3 separate regions of the Homo sapiens genome follow, and all the other regions are linked to region 2. A link is a contact called in ENCODE Hi-C or POLR2A ChIA-PET data. All regions are on one chromosome and are shown on one strand. Each heading gives the region's core, a stretch centred on a gene start or an enhancer-like site at or near the end of the contact. The rest is flanking DNA. Distances are from core to core; before and after follow the strand shown. Region 1 overlaps COBL (cordon-bleu WH2 repeat protein). Region 2 has its middle 14 kb from the start of GRB10. Region 3 overlaps COBL (cordon-bleu WH2 repeat protein).

Region 1 (4,647 bases), core at 2,148-4,647, 220 kb before region 2:
TGATCCCAGGGTACATTTCTGAGATTCTAAAGCTGTTTCTCAATGTAGGTCCATAGGACATCTGTATCTTGAATCACATTTTTCAGCCTATGAATCTGCAATTTTCCATTGCTATCCAAGTGACTTTACATTAAGGTTGGAGACGATTGTCTATCTCATTTGAGCCTTTCATGCATTTTGAATTGCACCGACTGGGATCCTGTGAAGGCCATGACCACACTCTGTACTCACTGCTTTATAAAAGTCATCTCAGTGACTGGTTTCTGTATCTTTTTCTTTTACCCTCTCCATCTTGTGCAGAGTCATGAAGGGCCTGGGGCCCAGAGATGCTGAAAGCTGGCCCGAGGTCCACAACCAGCAAGCGGAGGAGATAATAACATTGGGACTTTTGGCTTCTGAGAATGCGTTCCTCTGCCTTACAGAAAGGAAAAAAAAAATAAGTTTTGACTAGCCCGAAAGAACAGAGGAAGTTGTGCTGTGAGAAAGAAAGTGGGGAGAAATGCACAGGCCACGGAGAGAGAGAGGCCGGGCCTGGATGAAGCCGTGGGCGTTGGTGCCGTGCGAGGCCCAGGCATGCTTGGAGGAAAGGTCACCGTGGCTGTAAAGTGCTAGCCAGGGCGGGAGCCGGGCTTGTGTTTCTCGCACAGTCTCAGCCATCTGTCAGCTGCTTCAAAGGGCATTCAAAAGTCCAGGTTTTGATTGTTTCTTGGATTAGTCTGAGTCGTGTGGCCTGCCTTATCCACCCTGGAAAGTTCTAGGCAATTAATATTTATGTGGCATTTCTGAGGTTTTGATGCCCCGAGCCGTTTACAAGATGCTCCCGGGCTGAAAGCTGGGCCCTGAGTTCCTTGGCTGAGTCCTACGTTGGAAACCACGTTCCCCTCAGTCTCATTATCACTACCATGCCCGGTGATCCCAGAGCCTTCCTACACTTGACGCTTTATCACAGAACCACAACAAATCTGAAGAAAGCCTGCCCTAGGAGGGCAGGAATTGGGTGATCGACCTGCCCTCCTGGCCTCTGTTCAGCATTCATCAGGGAGACTCAGGTGCAGGGGGCCAAGGTGGCCTCACCTGGACCAATGATTCATTCTTTTGAAGGCATTAACCAACTGCATTTCCTAGAAGTTTGCCCTGTCTACTCATTTGTGTTGAGAGTAGACCTGTGGTCACAGGAGACATTTGCGATTTGGGAAATGAATTACAATTTTTCTAATAAGCCTGGTTAGATGGCACTTTTCTGCTATGCATGGATCCTGGAGGTTATATTGTCTTCATAGCAAATACACTTTCGTGTATATTATGGCATGCGAACATCAAATTATATGGACTTTGCCTCTTATGATTTAGTTTTATTTCACCTTTTGGACTTTTAAAGCTATGCTGGCTGGGCATAGTGGCTCACAGCTGTAATCCTAACACTTTGGGAGGCTGAGGCAAGAGGATTGCTTGAGGCCAGGAGTTTGAGACCAGTCTGGGCAACATAACAAGACCCCCATCTCTACAATACAGAAATGAGCCAGGTGTGGTGGCACGGGCCTGTAGTCCCAGCTCCTTGGGAGGTGAAGGTAGGAGGATTGTTTGAGCTCAGGAGTTCAAGGCTGTAGTGAGCTATGATCATACCACTGAGCTTGCATCAGCCTGGGTGACAAAGCAAGATCCTTTCTCTTTAAAAAATAATAAAAGAAATTTTTTTAAAAAAGTAAAATGTTAAAAGCTATGTTAACCTTGAGGAAAATACAATAAATTCAGGGGCTCCCAGTGCGTGCAGTGTTGGTTGTTTCTCCATAGGTTCTCAGTAGATGTAGAGTTTCCTGGGTCTTCTTTTGGGTGTTCAGCAACGGCTCCAGAACAGCATTGCTGGGAGCACATCCTGCAATGGAGGGGTGTCCTTGGCTTTCCCAGCAAGGCAGTGCATGAATCTGTAGGTGCTCCTCCTCCCCTTAGCAGTGCAGCCTCCTCCTTTCAATGAGGGTGCCCAGCTATGCTGGGAAGGTTTTCTGGGACAGTCGCAGGCAAATTGGGTGATTGGTCACCCAACCTGTAATACACAAATTTCACATTGGCAGTAAGCTGCCCATGATCAAATACAAAAGGGTAAATTTGATGTAGGAGGAATAATTACCTTAACAGTGACGTTGCCATTTTTCAAGGCAATTGAAATTACATTTGCCTTCACGGTGTGAATCCAATGATGTCTCTGCCTCTGTATTTGTGGCTGCCAGAGAAACTTCCAGCTGTGTTTCTCCTCCAGCTCCAAATAAGAGCATTTGCAGCTCGGCTGCATGTGCACCCACTTCCTCAGTGGAACACCCACTCCTCCTGAAGGCAGTGTTCAGATCTGCCCCCACCCCACACTCAGTGCTTGCTTCCACTCAGCCCTGCGTTCTTATTAAAGGCAAAGCTGTATGCGTCTGACTGTCTTTGTCGATCTGTTTTAAATGCATTATTTCAGAAGGCCTGGAATGTACAAGTACCCTCCTAATCCATGTGTATATTTAAAACATTCATGTCTAGTGCTTCATTCTACAAGCATTTCCGGAGAACCTACTAGGGTCCGGGCACTGTCGGAGCTGCTTGTGATAGACGAAAGAAGCTTCATCTGTGCCCTCAGGACCTCTCAGCCAGAGGAAGGGGGCAGGGGTGCGGGGTCTGCTATTGACCTTAGGAACTTTTCCAAAGAAGCTGGGACAGGCTAATCCCGATGACTTGTGGATCTTTCCTCCCAGGAGGGCAGCGGGGCAAGCATCTACCCCGACACCTTCCTGGAAGTCAAGGTCGTAGCTCCCCTTTGACAGGTGCGAAAATGGGGCACAGACATCATAAGTGACTTCTCCCAGCCCTTCCGTGTGTCCTGCTGCTGCTGGGCCCAGACACCTTATCAGCTCCTAGCCGCTTTGGGAAACGTCCTATTGAACTGAGTTCCAGTCTCTTGTCTGGGCCCTCAGGTGCCTGTTTTCCCACGGCAGGAATTAATTGATGCGGGCCACACGCGTCATGACACTTGGCCTTGACCACAGACCTTGTAAGAAATGATTAGACATGTGACAGTAACAGGAGGCCCCAAACCAGGAAAGAGAAAAAACACACCAACTCTCTTTTCATCTAAGCCCTAGGTCCTCATATGTGCATTAGAGAACTCCAAGTTGCTGTGACGAGGGAATAGCAATTTCTATCAGGATGTGAATGTGACCCACAATACAATTGCATCACCCCTGGTTTAGTTGCTCGTAATGTAAACCTGTGGTGTGCTTTGGTTAATGTGAAATTGTTCTGAGGCCTAGGGGTCAGTTCTGTCTTTGCAGACTCTTTGCGTGTGACTGTTCTGCTTATTGCAGCTCTACTGAGTCAGCTGCCTCTTCTGCAGGTAGAACGGGGAGGAGCCTCCTGGGAGAAGCACACCTACCACAGTGACCATCCTCAGGGCCAGCAAATGCTGTTCTCCACTCCTCCAGAGCTGTTCCCCACATTTGACCAGCTCATTCCTGACTCATCCCTTTGTTCCTTTATTAACCTCACGTCTTCAGAAAGCCTCCCTCAGTCTAGATTAGGTTCCCAATACAGCGTCACATAATTTTTCCTTCATAATGCAAACCACAGCTCTAATTTCTCTAGCAGTTGGTGTGGTTTTTGTTGGATGCTTGCCTTCCCTTCCACATCACAAGTTCCATGAGTCTTGCCCATCGTGTCATGTGATGGAAGGGTAGACACGCTCCCTGGTGCCTCCTTGATAAGGCCACCAATCCCTTCATGAGGTTCAACCCCCATGACCTCATCAAATTCCAGAGTCCCACCTCCTAATACCACCATCTTGGAGGTTGGGATTTCAGCATGTGAATTTGGGAGCACACAAGCATTCAGACTGTAACACTCCCCCTATTAATAAGTGGGGCCCTCAGGAAACATCTGGCTAAGTGGAGCACTGTGTTTGTACAAGTAGATCAGAGGTGTCTGATCTTTTGCCTTCCCTAGGCCACACTGGAAGACAAATTGTGTTGTACCACATATAAAAAACACTAACGATAGCTGGTGAGCTTAAAAAAAATTGCAAAAAAAATCATATATATATATATATATATATATATATATATATATATATATATATATTTTTTTTTTTTTTTGAGATGGAGTTTCTCTCTTGTTGCCCAGGCTGGAGTGCAATGGTGCGATCTCAGCTCATGCAACCTCTACCTCCCGGGTTCAAGCTATTCTCTTGCCTCAGCCTTCTGAGTAGCTGGCATTACAGGCATGTGCCATCATGCCCAGCTAATTTTTTATTTTTAGTAGAGACGGGATTTCTCCATGTTGGTCAGGCTGGTTTCGAACTCCCGACCTCAGGTGATCTGCCCGCCTTGGCCTCCCAAAGTGCTGGGATTTCAGGTGTGAGCCACTATGCCCACCCTCATAATGTTTTAAGAAAGTTGACGAATTTGTATTGGGATACATTTAAAGTGGTCCCAGGCCATGAGTTGGACAGGCTTGAAGTAGATGTTAAATCCCCACCATGGGAGTTCAGGAAGAGGGCCCGAGAGAACCTAGAGAAGAGAGGGATATGGAGGAGCATCAGGAAAAGGGCAGGTGCGCCCAGTGTCAAGACAGACCCGGGTGGTGTCGATCCTCCCAGTTCTTCTGGGCCTTGGGGCTTCA
Region 2 (4,372 bases), core at 1,623-4,122:
AAATAAAAAAATAAAAAAACTTCTGCTGTTTGAAAGGTACCATTTAAAAAGTGAAAAGAATGGAGAAAATACTGGCAAAACACATCTCTACTAAAGGATTGGTAATATAAATAACTCTCAGCACTCAATGATAAGAAAAAAACACACAAAAAGATGGGCACATGATTTGAATAGACACTATACAAAACACTGTATATGCACAGCAAATAAGCACATGAAGAAGTGCTCAACATTATTAGCCATGAAGGAAATGCAAATTAAAATCAGAATGAGATACCACTACACAACATTAGAAGCTGCCCCCACAATATCAGGATGGCAGAAATGAAAAAGACAAACAACAGCAAGTGTTGGGCAAGATGTAGAGCAACTGGAACTCTTACACATTTTTGGTGCAGACACAAATAATATACTCACTTTGAAAATAGTTTGACAGTTCCTGGTAAACATATACTGAGATATGACCTAGCGGTCTCTCTTTTAGTTATTTACCCAAGAGAAATGAAAACTTACATTTCCAGAAAAACCTTTACCCAAATACTCATAGCAGTTTTATTCATAATTGCCCAAAACTGGTACTAGCCTAAATTTTCGCCAGCCAGAGAATGGCTGAACAAGTGGATGTACACCTACCCTAATTAAAGTATCATGCTATCCAGTCACTAAACATGGATGATTCACAAGGACATTATGCCAAGTTAACTACTGTGTGATTCCATTCAGATGACAATCTTGAGAGCAACATGGCTGGGTGTGGTGACTCACACCTGTAACCCCAGCACTTTGGGAGGCTGAGGAGGGAGGATTGCTTTGAGGCCAAGAGTTCAAGACCAGCGTGGGTAACACAGGGAGATCTCCATCTCTCCAAAAAACAAAAAAAGAAAGAAAGAAAAGAAAAGCAAAACCTAAGAACTGAAAGAGGATCAGTTGCCTGGAGTAGGAAGGGGGACTGACAAGGAGCATGAGAAAACTTTTTGGGGTGAAAACTATTTGTATTAATGTCTTTACTGGTTCCATAACTATATACCTTTCCAAACTCCACAAATTGTACATTAAAAAATGATAAATTTTCTGGTCAGCAAATTATACCTAAGTAACCAGCCTGAATAAACATCTTTCTGTGAGCCTCTGTTCTGGTTGTAAAGACATTTTGATCCAAGCAACTTCAGAAAAGGAGAGTTGATATTAAGACAATATAAGGAAAATGGGGCCAGGTGTGGTGGCTCACACCTGTAATCCCAGCACTTTGGGAGGCCGAGGCAGGTGGATCACCTGAGGTTGGGAGTTCAAGACCAGCCTGATCAACATGGTGAAACCCTGTCTGTACTACATATATAAAAAATCAGCTGGGGATAGTGGCGCATGCCTGTAATCCCAGCTACTTGGGAGGCTGAGACATGAGAATTGCTTGAACCTGGGAGGTGGAGGTTGCAGTGAGCTGAGATTGCGCCACTGCAGTCTGGCCTAGGCGACAGAGCCAGACTCTGTCCCTACCCCCTCCAACCCCCCACCAAAATCAAAACAAAACAAACAAATAAACAATGACGGAAAATGGAATTCTATGGAAGTTCAAAACAATAGCTGTACCAGCCTGGGCCCAGAGAGACGGGAGGCACGACGGCATCTGTTTGGGTCTTTGTACTTTACACCATCCTTATGCTGAGCCCAACTCGCCGTTCCTCACCTGGTCTCCATTGTGCAGATCCCACCAGTACTTCAAGTTCAGAATCCCAGGTGCAGGCTTCTGATTGGTTGGGTCACCCTTCCGCCCACTGGCCCACCTACCTACAGAATGGGAATCTCTGGGCCAAGCGTCATCCCTGACCAATTTAATTGGTACTTAGGAATCAAGGAAAACCAGGGTTGTGGGGAAACTCTAGACAGAGCAGGGCTAGCTGGGGGGCACTGTGCTGGTAGGCCCCATAACAGACATATCCGGTGCTCTCATCGCCATATAAGCCTATACTTGACAAATAAGTATAAATAGTTAAATATAAATCTGACAAATAAGTCCCTTCTTACCCCTCCAGCTTGGTGTGTTATCAAAACTCTAACCCCAGACCCAGCAGCAACATTCTGTGACTAAATGCAACTACTTGGTACTGCGCCCTGAGGGAGCCAAGGTCTTTCATGGGTTTGGTCTGAGAGACACGCCTGTCCCTCAACCCCAAAGGCCTTTTCTTCAGTTCTCTTTGCCTAACTTACCATCTTTGATGTTCTAGGGTGCCATGGGGGCATGGCAACCACTGGGAAGCCTTCCTTGAATGCTGCCAGGCTCCCCACCTCTAGACTCCAGGGTGGCCTGTCCATCTCGTTTTGGAGTGTTTGGAATACTGGTGTGGATGTAGATCGTGCATCATGCAGGAGTCTATTAAAAATGGGCTGGGCGTGTTGGCTCACGCCTGTAATCCCAGCACTTTGGGAGGCCGAGGTGGGCGGATCATGAGGTCAGGAGATAGAGACCATCCTGGCTGACACAGTGAAAGCCCGTCTCTACTGAAACAATACAAAACAATTAGCTGGGGGTGGTGGCAGTCGCCTGTAGCCCCAGCTACTCAGGAGGCTGAGGCAGGAGAATGGCGTGAACCCGGAAGGCGGAGCTTGCAGTGAGCTGAGATCGCGCCACTGCACTCCAGCCTGGGTGACAGAGTGAGACTCCGTCTCAAAAAAAAAATTGCAGATGAACCCTGGAAGTGTGAACTCTCCAGAGCTTGGGTGGGCCCAGGGATGTGTAGTGCAAGCAGGCTCCTCAGGTATTCTGGGGCAGGCACTATGATTATATTATGACTATAGACTACCCCCTTCCCCTTGCAGGGGTGGGCAGGCGGCTGCTTTCCAGACATGTGCTCGCATGTCCACATGGGCCGCATGGGATGGTGGCTGGGCCGTGTGACTAGCAGTGGCTCATGAGAGCAGAGGCGAGGGCCACTGCTGCTCAAAGCAGTTAGCTGTCAGGGTGCCATTCACCCTGACTACTTTCCCTTTGTCAAGGTTACTGGCAATGTTTGAGACAGTGCCCAGGTCTCAGAGGCTCCTGAGAAATTAATTCACTGGACAGTATTCCCCAGTAATGACTATTCACTTAGTGCCCTCTCTGTCCCAGGCACTCCACCTGCTGGAAGGACACTAGTGAAGGGGCACAGAGTTGCCACAGTCACCATGCTTACAGTCAACAGGGGAAGACAGATGTTAATCAATTCATTACTAATTAAAAATTAGAGTCTATCAGATTCTCTACTTTCAGCTGAAGGAGGCTTCTAGCTCATGTTTAGATAATTGAATTTCTCACTATCACGGAATCCTGTGTCCTGACACCTAATTCCAGCTTATATGTTTCCCCTTGGGGAAGTGCTTGAACTACAAGCCTCCCTGTCTTGCCCAGTATGCTGAGCTCTCCAGGATAACGTATAGGCTGCATGGCTAGATTCCACTGTGGCTGCCACCCTGTTGAGAGGGAGCATTGTGCGTGGGCAGGGGCATCTGGAGTTTGGGGGAAGGGAAGGCTATAAGATACAATCTGTATATAGGATTGGCTCATCCAGGATCACTGCACAGAGGACAGCTGCAGCTTCTGCAGCCACAAGAGTGACAAGTTCATGAACTTGCATCAGAAAGTGTCTCTGAATGGGTTCTGCCCACTGATGTCTACAGAGAGCCAGGAAATGTAGGGAATGAGGGCCTGTCCTAGGAATTCTAGAGACCTATGCTAGCAGGAAAACACTTAAGGACATTTATCTTGATCACTTCTCTGTGAATAGTAATGTCTGAAAACCCATACATTTTGAGACAACTAAATGCAATACCTGACTCTAGACCTCAATAGTGGATCTTGTAACAGAGGGAAAGAAATACTATGGAAGACATAGTCAGATCAACTGACTATACCGGAATATGGACCTAGATTGGATACAAGTATTTTATCAATATAAATTTACGAATTTGGTGACTATTGTGGTTATGCACATAATATCTCTACTCTTAGGAAAGACACATCAATGTATTTAGGGGTAAAGGGGCCATAGTGTATGGAATTTACCCACAAGTGATTCCAAAAGAACATATGTCTATGTATCAAGGAACTTTTGAAACCTCTATCAAAGCCTCCTTGCCTATCAGGCTATCTGACTGGTGTAGGCATGGATTGCTGTTTGGACCTTCAGCAGAAGCTAGAAGGTTCAAAGCTGATGCATTTGTGAGAAGTTGGCTCAAACTGAGTTTTCTGTTCTTTAATTTTCTTTTGAGTCCTTTGTCTGCAACAGGAGTCCTCTGTGTTCCTTTCTTCTAGGAATCTAAAATCCTTTGATATCATCCTCTCTTGATTTTCATCTTACGTGTTTCTGAGCTTGGACCAATAGGCAAAAATTTAGGGAGG
Region 3 (4,452 bases), core at 552-3,051, 250 kb before region 2:
TTGTGAGTGGCCGTGGGACCCACAGGCAGCAGTGTGAGGTGGCGAGGTAGCTTTTCTTTCATTGAAACATTTTCTCTGGGCCATATAAATTTGGTGGAACTGGCTTTTGAGAAATCCTCTTTCTTAATGAACCACAAAAAAAGCAATATCATAGGACACAAGATCTTTAATTTGCGTTTAATAAAACAATAAAATGAATCCATTCCAAAATTACTTGGAAGATACTTACATTTAGTGATGGAATTATCTTTGCTGACTCTGTAAAAGAAAAACTAGTACCGAACTGAGAATAATTGTGTTCAACTTGAGGAACTAGTAGCCCTAAGTTAGCATTTTCTTCTTTATACTTGAGCTGAAGAATTTACCAAAGCTCATTCAGAGATATGTAATGGCCTCTGAACCATGGGATTATATAATTTAGGTGGAGGACAATAGAAGGGTTAATATTCCTTACTCAGGCTCTGTGGCTATTCATTTAGAAGAGAATTAAATCATGAATTTATATTAGGCTTCTGCGAAAGACAAAGTAAGTGTGCTTTTTCACATTTGCAAAAATCCTGCAGTAATAACTTTTTAGTTCAAAGAGATTGTTCATGCCTTAAGAGAATAGCAAAGTTGCCAGTGCATTAATTAACTCAAAAATAATGACTTACCCTCTCAGGGAAGACAGAATATAGCAGAAAGGACAAAGCCAATGTTGTATTCCTTTTAAAGATTCCTAATTAGTCACTGGTCAGTTGTAAAAATGAGTGTTTACATCCTATATTTTGATTTGGCATTTCAAAGACTGTTAACAGTTCCACTCTAGAAGGGATTTTAGAGCCCGTCAGAGCCAACTGCTTATTTTACAGAAAGGGGAAAGGGGATTGTTCAGAGTGCAATTTGGGCTTTCAATTCAGCCCTCCTCCTGCTGCCCCTGGGTTTCAGGCTGGGGTCCCTGGATCGCTGGCTCTAGGGAAGCCCCTCAGAGGCTGGACAGAGGGTGGGAAATGGGACACACACAGGATCTGGAGGACAGGACCTGGGCCCCCAACCTCGATGCAGCCCAAGCAGCTCCACGTTTTCCTTTTATGTTCTGAGTTTCCGTTTAGCATTGATGAAGAAAAAAAAAGTCTCCTGCACCATTATCTCATTCAGAAATTGTCAAAACATGTTACAGTTCATGGGGTTAATCATCGGAACCAGCTGAAGGAAGAAAAGAGATGTGGGGTGGGGGCAGGATGAGTGAGATGGGCATGTCTGATTCCAAACAAAAGATGCCCAGGACAGAGCAGACCTCGGAAAGGAGGGATCAGAAATTGCCTGAAAACTCACACCAACACAGGTTGGGGCTTCACAGGAATATCTGCCCTTCTCTTCAGATCTGTGCTCTCTCTGACAGCTCACCAGGAAGCTTCTCTGGAAAGTTCCCCACTCAGCCTCCATCACCCTCCTCAAAGCCTTTGCAGGTGCTCCCCCTTGGCCACACCCTGCCCCACCCTATACTCCGAGCAGGTGCCGGCATCACTGTGGGGAGGTCTGCCTGGTCTTTCCTGGACGGGTCCCACCCCTTTGGCAGAAGGCCTTTCACCCATGTTCCCTCTCCTCCCAGCATTTAGACAGTTGTCTTTTCAATTCCTGTGCCACTCTTCTCCCTAGACGCAGATAAACCTCCTGAGAGCAGGCCCCCCCACCCCCACCTGCTTCTGCACCAATGGCATGAATGGTGTCGCAGGGCTGTGGCCAGGCCACACGGGCCATGGGAAGATTATCCACATGGAGAGCAGGAGGGCTGGCCTGGGCAAAAGGGGAGCTCTGGTAATAGCACTCGCATTAGTCATTTTGTAAATGGTTTAACACGTGTGTGCACCAAATATGTGACCTCTCACTCCATGTTGATTTAAGGCTTTGCAGGTGGCTTAATTTAGACCACAGGCTCTCAACTTTTTTTTATTGCCTCAAAACTTCTGAGGAATATATATGTATCACCCGACAAGCATTCCTGATCTTATAACTGGCTAGAGAAGGGGTGGAGGTGGGTTAGAGTCCCTCTGCCCTGCGATGTGTTCTGTGCCTCCAGAGGGCATGTACCAGGTGCTCTGAGGGCCTCCTCCAAGGGGCCTGGCAGCAGACAGCTAGTGGGGACACATTTGTTAAGGTCACTTTGCGCCTCAGCGATAATCCCTGGAGAGGGAAGAGGGTAAGCCAGGCTAAACCAGCATTTGTGTGGCCCCTACTGTGTGCCACCACCTCGCTCAGTCCAGCCTGCCACACTCTGCCTATGGGAGCACACCGAGAGTTGGTGTGACCATACAGCACTGTCATTCTTTGCGTACGTGTCTGTCCCTTCAGAAGCTGTGAGTGCCAGAGAGCCCACATGCTTGGATTGGAAATATGTGTCCCCAGGCCCTGTCACAGGGCCGTTCACATTCAGGCACCCACTTAGCAACAGGGACCCTGTGGGCAGCAGCATTACCTTACTCCACCAGGGTGTGAATCCAGGTCTCTGTGACCTGAGAGTTTTACTCTTGTCATACTTTTTATATACAACATAGACAGAAAAAACGTGCTGGTTTTATTGTTCAGTGATGGCAGCAAAAGGGAAGGCAAGAGAGGAGTGATGGGAAACAGGGAGCTACAGCGACGTTTCTTCTCAATATTTGTCTTGAACAAGAGTCTAGCCCCAAAAGCTGGGGAGAGAACTAGAAGAGCGAGGTCGCAGCAGACCAGCATCACTGCATTCAGCATATCTCCTCGTACGTTTACACTGCTCTAAACTATTCCTTTTTTTCGTTCTATTCTTTACCTTGGAGCTCTTTAGTGAAATGTATATTCTTTAAACTGTTGTTCTTTCATTTGTTTTATTGTTTGGAATCTCAAATATACCATCACCTGATGGGATTTTCTTTTGGTTTCGTGGTGATAAGTTGTTAGTCTCCTGTCCAGTTAAAATGTTGGTGATGTTGAGTGCAATTGTGATGTCACTTCACTCTCAGTGCATGATTTTGTGGAGTGAGCACTCCCAGAGGAGTCTTAATTCACTTTGGGCATCCAGTGACTATTTAGGGGAAGAATGACTTTAAAACAAAATACACTGGGACTGCAACAAAACACAGTGCTTGTTTTCTGGACTGTTATAAATAGTGCTTAGATCATATGTCCTGAAGTGTCTTGAAGTTTAAAATCTATTTTTATTAAAAAACAATAACAACTCTAATATACATCTGGGCTAGACTTGTGTGTTTTTGTCCTTCAAATTTCATCTCTTTGCATAGAGGCTTCTGTGATTTTAGAGAATCTAGAAGCTCAGTAAGAGAAAAATAATGACCTCCCATTACTTACACTTAATGTATTGCTATCTACAAATAGCTAGGTAGTTGCGCAGAATAGCCATAGTGCTACCCATCATTAGTATTAAGGCTTGACAGAACTTGGCTTGGAGAGCAAGTTGCCACTCTATGCATCTCACCAAACTCCTGCAGCGAATCACATTTAGTGCATAGGAGCCAGGTAACCTCAACCACAGAAACTGGCCTCACATGTAAAAATTAAGGGAGAGCCAAAAGCTGGGGAGTAGGGCCGTGAATCTTCCAGGCCAGATTTCAAATATGAAATACACGTCAGATGTGTCCAAACTGATACTTATGTCTGCTTATTTATATTTCCAAAAACTCTAATTGTCTTAATGTTTTTCTAAAGATCTCACATTAAACAAGTTCCATTAAGCCAAAGGCCAGCCTAGAAACAATTGCATTCAACATGTCATTAGTTTGAATTTTTAAATGTGCTTGCCCATAGCCATAGAGAGGAGACCAATGTAAAAGGCTAATTAATCAAATACTGATTTTTGAGGGAAAATTTTGCCCTCAATCTTACACAAATGACTCCCTGTGAGTTAAAATGTTTCAGGAGTATTCAGCAGTATTTGAATGAGGTTCTTCCTTTACTTTGAGCACCCTGAATCCCAAATTTTAGAGCGGGGCCGACAGACTGATGTCACACTTGTTAGGCAGTATGGACGCCAGAGTGGTTTGGGCTGACCTGTCCTTGCCGTGTCTTGTCCAGTAAGCCTGCCCCTGGGGTCTGGCAGCCACTGCAGCCCGGATGGAGCCCCGCAGGTGCTGTCAGAGGCGGAGGAGACCGTGTCAGTTGGCAGCTGTTTTGCGTCGGAGGACACGACCGAGGACTCAGGAGTGATGAGTTCCCCCTCAGACATCGTCTCTCTGGACTCGCAGCAGGACAGCATGAAATACAAAGACAAGTGGGCCACAGACCAGGAAGACTGCAGTGACCAGGACCTCGCTGGAACCCCAGACCTGGGTCCCCAGAAGAGCCCCTTGTGGGAGAAGAATGGCTCTGAGAACTCACATCTGAGGTGAGTCACGGGAAGGATGGGTGGGTACGGAAGTCACAGCCACATCTGTGTCTCTAAAGAGGGTCTTTTGTCATGGGATCCAACACGTGCTATCACAA

What was found. Hi-C counts contacts between places; a loop is a spot of excess contacts on that map. ChIA-PET counts read pairs that join two places held with the same protein, here RNA polymerase II (POLR2A). Pooled maps may share reads with other maps.
Region 1: POLR2A ChIA-PET joins it to region 2 with 20 read pairs in activated CD4-positive, alpha-beta T cell. The contact joins two enhancer-like sites. A Hi-C loop is called at or near these places in 1 of 168 maps with a recorded cell type or tissue (gastrocnemius medialis) and 3 of 50 pooled maps. POLR2A ChIA-PET finds 5 or more read pairs at or near these places in 2 of 52 experiments (PC-9 and activated CD4-positive, alpha-beta T cell).
Region 3: a loop to region 2 is called in a map of PC-9, with 4 times the contacts of the local background. The contact joins two enhancer-like sites. A Hi-C loop is called at or near these places in 4 of 168 maps with a recorded cell type or tissue (Calu3, PC-3, PC-9 and 1 more) and 1 of 50 pooled maps. POLR2A ChIA-PET finds 5 or more read pairs at or near these places in 1 of 52 experiments (PC-9).

The regions. Positions count from the first base shown.
Region 1 is chr7:51,018,366-51,023,012 of GRCh38, reverse strand. The region is part of intron 12 of COBL (cordon-bleu WH2 repeat protein); the gene reads left to right. Among named protein-coding and RNA genes, the nearest start is that of GRB10, 240 kb to the right of the region's middle. Within about 2 kb of position 3,397, at least 2 of the 41 ENCODE cell types and tissues checked have a DNase peak (open chromatin) inside an H3K27ac peak, as active enhancers do.
Region 2 is chr7:50,794,656-50,799,027 of GRCh38, reverse strand. No RefSeq gene overlaps it. Among named protein-coding and RNA genes, the nearest start is that of GRB10, 14 kb to the right of the region's middle. Within about 2 kb of position 2,872, at least 2 of the 41 ENCODE cell types and tissues checked have a DNase peak (open chromatin) inside an H3K27ac peak, as active enhancers do.
Region 3 is chr7:51,043,285-51,047,736 of GRCh38, reverse strand. It overlaps COBL (cordon-bleu WH2 repeat protein), which reads left to right. Exons shown (of 13, transcript NM_015198.5): 8 at 4,045-4,354. Among named protein-coding and RNA genes, the nearest start is that of GRB10, 260 kb to the right of the region's middle. Within about 2 kb of position 1,801, at least 4 of the 41 ENCODE cell types and tissues checked have a DNase peak (open chromatin) inside an H3K27ac peak, as active enhancers do.